Linked DNA regions of Homo sapiens: region 1 is linked to region 2. Evidence: chromatin loops called from intact Hi-C (ENCODE). Cell type or tissue: K562. All regions are shown on one strand.

Region 1 (2,500 bases), 500 kb before region 2:
ATTTTGGATACTTTCACCCTTCTAACTTGTGCATGCACCCACACATGCATACGCACACACACACACACACACACACACACACACACACACCCTTTCCTTCCTCTCCCACACTCTCCCTGTCTTACAAAATGTGCATAAGCACTGCAAAATCACTCTGCTTTCACTGATTAATCACAGCCTAGCTAACTTCACACCATTAAGAATGAAAGTACAGCTGGAAATGGTGTGGTGGAAAGGCTAAGACCAGCAGAAGGAGCAGATAATTCTACTTCTATTGGGCCACTAGCCGGCTGTGTGACCCTTGCCTTTTGGCCCTCACTTTTCTCCTGCTGTAGATGGACTCTGAGTTTCCTTCAATGATATTGCACAAAGGTGCATGTCTCCATAATTCCTCAGAAGGAGGAGCTTCCATTGCTTGTCTCCCAGTTTGTACCAGGACACTGTCAAAGCCAGAGCAAGATCTGATTTTCTGTTTGCTTAGAGTGCAAGTTGGTTTATTAAATAAAAGTGTGGTGGGACTGCTTCCTGTCTGTTTTGGCAACAAGACACTTGGAAATAAGAACACAATAAATGGAGTTTCAGCACTCAATACTCACTCTCCCTTTCCAAATTGAGACTACTTTGATAATTTGTGAGAGAAAGGAGACCCCTCAAACAAGGGCAAGAGATTGCACAATAGAAACCCAGCAGGTAAAGAGTTGTATAACTAATTCAGCAGTTCTTTGTATAGCTGAAATACCATAATTTCCCAAATTACTTTCTTTCACATTGCCGTACATGAGAGCAGTTGAGGTCTTGGCTTTCTCTTAACCCCAAACAGGTTACATCTTCACAAGTCTAAGGAGATTTTCACCTTGAAAATGTCTGATCCACCATGGGGTTGTAGCTATCCCCTGTATGTGAGACTATTTGCCTTTCCTCCAAAAGCCAAGACCAAAGATGTCACTGTGGGCAGGCAAGACACATTTACTAAAGTTTATTTTTTCTATTGCAAAGTAAAAACCAGGATGTGGAGGCTGATGGAGTGTGGACCAAATAAAAAATCAGTGGAATTGGTTTCCTTCCCGAAAGCATAAGTTTACAGGTGTGCTTGGAAGTTGTAACAAGATACCTGGTGGGAATTCCAATGCACTTCCTCTTTTGGAAGAGTAAAGGAGAGAATTAATTCTGGCTCCTAAGATCAGGACTGAGACTCTTATCAGAACATGACTTTTTGTGAGTGCTCTCTAATTCCAGTCTGAACACTGCCAAACACCAGATGTTCAGAGTGGTAAACCGTTGGAGTTCTCTGCAAAATCTGTTCATCTAATTGCACTTGGGTGGTGGTTGTCGCTGCTGCTCTCCTGCTCCCACCCCAATACCATGTGGTTTTTTTTTTTAAGGTTAAAGTTCAGCCCTAGCTAAAGCTGCATTCAGAGAGTGGGAGTCAATGTCTGGCCACAGAGCAGAAGGAGGTGGGGAGGGTGACTTTCTCTGTAGTTCTGTGTCCTAGATTTTCTGAAATGATTACATTCTGAGGACTCAGAGGCAGCTCACACTTTCAAGTCTGAATGCTGACTCATGTCCTCCCCTTCAGGGCAACGGAAAGGAAGGGTGGAGTTGGAGGATCTGGGGCTGTAGGGTAGGAGCAGGCAGGGGGGTGGTGGGGAGCAGAAAGAGGGAGTGAGGACACTTGCAAGTCTCTGCTGAACAAAATCCTTCCAACTTTCTTCAAGAGTCAAGAAACCTGACAGTGGAGCCTATGCAACTGCCCAGATGGCACATTTTTTTTTTTTTTTTGGTCTTTTTAGCCTTCTCCTTTCTTTGTTTTCCTTTGAGACCTTCAGGACCTACATAGTTAGTAAAGAGGAGGGGGAATGTCAAGTGAAATGAGTCAAATAAATGGAGGAAAACAATAACAAAAAATCCCCCTATAACTTAGGGTGATTTAGAAGGGAATCTTTGCTGAGCCTTAAAGGTGCCATTTCCTCTAGTGACTTTGATGGGTTCACAAAAGTTTGGGTCATTCACTCAGCTGGCCATTCACAGGGGCTTTGAGTAGCTTAATCTTTTAGCTAGTCAGCAGTTTGATAGTGTCATTTATCTGGCCATTGACAGGAGCTCACACACTCTGTCTAGTCTCAAGCGCTGTCCAAGTTCCTCTATCAGAAAAGTCACCTGTGATGGGACCAGAAACCAATATACCTCCAGTGACCCAGGACAGGTTTAAACCCAGCTTTTTTTTAATTTTTTTTTATTTTTTGTTTGTTTGTTTGTTTGTTTTTGAGATGGGGTATAACTCTGTCACCCAGGCTGGAGTGCAGCGGCGTGATCTCAGCTCACTGCAACCTCCGCCCTCCAGGTTCAAGTGATTCTCATGTTTCAGCCCCCAAAGTAGCTAGGATTACAAGCATGTGCCAACATGACTGGCTAATTTTGTATTTTTAGTAAAGATGGGGTTTTGCCATTTGGCCAGACTGGTCTCAAACTCCTGGCCTCAAGCAATCCGCCTGTCTTGGCC
Region 2 (2,500 bases):
GGAGCCAGATTATCGAGAACCTTGTAAACTAAATGAAAGATCCTAAAAATGATGAAAAGCCACAAAGGTTTTAAGCAAGCAAGTGACAAGATCAGACATGTGATTTGAAAAGATCACTCCAACTGCAGACTAGAAAATGGAAAGAAGGGAAAACTAAAAGCAGGAAACTGGTTACTACTGTGCAATTTGATCTCCTTCTTTTTTTTTTTTTTTGAGATGGAGTTTCACTCTTCTCACCCAGGCTGGAGTACAAAGGCAAGATCTCGGCTCACTGCAACGTCTACCTCCCAGGTTCAAGTGATTCTCCTGCCTCAGTCTCCCAGGTAGCTGGGATTACAGGTGTCCACCACCACACCGGGCTAATTTTTTGTATTTTTAGTAGAGATGGGTTTCACCATGTTGGCCAGGCTGGTCTCAAACTCCTGACCTCAGGTGATCCACCCACCTTGGCCTCCCAAAGTGCTGGGATTACAGGCGTGAGCCACTGTGCCTGGCCTGATCAGTTTTTAAGCAGTAGTCTGGTCTAGGCTGTAGCAGTGGGGGATGAAAGGGATCAGATAAGTCTGAGAGACACTGAGGTCTCTGGAGTAAGTTACCGACTATCTGGGATAAGAGAGAAGGAAGGAAGCACCAAACGATGAGTCCCAGGTTTCAAGTAAGAGTAGTTCTTCTTGCCAAAACAGGAAGGGAATAAAATAATGCAGAGGACCAGATTTTTTTGGGGGGAAAGCTGATGAGTCCAGTTTCTAACATACATAGTTTGAGCTCCTATAAGACATCTAAGTGAGGATCTCCAGCAGACAAATATATAGGTTTGGAGCTCTGGAGAAAAATATTGGGAATTGTCAAGATATAAATGCTTGACAAAGACATAAAAATGGACAAGAACTCCAGGGGGTAAAAAGTGAAGTGAAAAAAAAGAAAGCAGAGCCCTAAGAAATACCAATATTAAGGAATAAACAAAGGAGAAAGATCTGGCAAAAAAGACTACACACACACACACACACACACACACACACACACACATAAAAACCAGACAGGCAAAAGCAAAACCAAGGATACTGAGCACTGCAGGGCTAACAGGACAATGCCACAAGATGGGAGAAGCAACCAACAACATCAAACACTGCTGAGATAAAGCAAATGAAAATTAACAAACAGACTCTGAGCTTGGCTAAAAAAATACCATTAGTGACTTTGGCAAGAACAGTTTTCTTGGAATAGTATGAAAATGTGATTACAGAAAACTAACTGGTAGGAGGTGGAAGGCAGAGAATGACTATAAGCAACCTTTTTAAGAAGTCTAGCCATGGAGGAAAAGCCAAAGTTGAGAGATGGGGTCAACAGAAGGTTGTTGTTTCAGGATAGGAAGGATTTATGACAACACTAAAAACTGTGAAGGAGCCAGCAGATAAGAAGTTGAAAGTAAAATAAACAGAGAAGGCAGAGGTGGAGGTGGGAGAAGATCAGATACCACCAGCTTCCTGAGAAGGCAGAAGATAGAGGGCTGGGCCTTGCCTAGAAGGAAGAATACTTCTTCCATTATAACAGGAGGGAAAGAGAAGTAAATGTGTGGGATGCAGATAGGTTTTGCAGATTTGGTGACAGAAAGTTAAGGGAGGTCCTATCACACCTATCATATCATTTCTCTTTTCTTCATGAAAGAGGAAGTGAGGTCACCTGTTCAGAGTGAAGGAAGAGGTCAGGGCTCAGAGACATAGTCATAGTGGAATAGGGCAGACACCTGACTAAGGATACATAAACGGATCGCTGCCTAATGTTAAGGGTCCATGACATTGATGACCATGGGTCCAATCATGATTTCCTCTAGAAACAAGTCACAAAATAGCAATCCAAATGAGTATATGTGTTTTTATACTGGATAATCTAAATGAAAAGCAACAGTTTAAATGAACATAAACGAAAAAATACAAATTGAAAAGTTATCTAGTTTCTACAAATTTCCTTACCAATATTCTCTGAAAAATAAAACATAATGCTCAGTGATAAACATATAGGATATAGGCGGAAAGATTATGCACAGAGGCAACAAATCAAAATGCAGAAAAGAGGAATATATGTACTATTAATATTAAAAATATGTTCAAGCTTAATTGACAGCAAGGGACATATTATCTGAACTACAGCTATATTGGCACTAAAATCCTCATCTGTAATTCTAAGACTAGCCATCACTGATGTTTTATATATTTTCTTCCTTGTACGTATTAACTTACACTTAAGCATGTACATATTTAAATAGCAAAATTTGGATTGTGCCATATGGTTTTAAATTCCAGTTTTTTGTTTTATGTTTATTATATGCCAGTCACCCAACAGTCTTCAAAAACACAAATCATGACTGTATAAGAGGTTTCTCTGGGTGAAGAATTAGGAAGAATTCAAGAAAAAACCAATTACCTATAAGACAAGACAATCCTCTTTCTCCTACAGTTACTGTAAACACTCTTGCCATTTTCAATTTGATTAGAAACACTAG

What was found. Peaks named below come from ENCODE experiments on the same cell type or tissue, not always from the same donor. Only the 100,000 strongest peaks of a DNase experiment are listed, where the experiment ranks them.
Region 1: a loop joins it to region 2, with 2.9 times the contacts of the local background. A loop is called at or near these places in 1 of 110 quality-filtered maps.

What each region holds. Positions count from the first base shown.
Region 1 is chr6:105,809,173-105,811,672 of GRCh38, forward strand. No RefSeq gene overlaps it. Among named protein-coding and RNA genes, the nearest start is that of LINC02836, 180 kb to the left of the region's middle. In K562, no CTCF peak of the experiment used is centred here; DNase peaks (open chromatin) are centred at 1,529 and 2,079.
Region 2 is chr6:106,311,635-106,314,134 of GRCh38, forward strand. The region is part of intron 2 of ATG5 (autophagy related 5); the gene reads right to left. Among named protein-coding and RNA genes, the nearest start is that of ATG5, 13 kb to the right of the region's middle. In K562, no CTCF peak of the experiment used is centred here; DNase peaks (open chromatin) are centred at 567 and 1,437.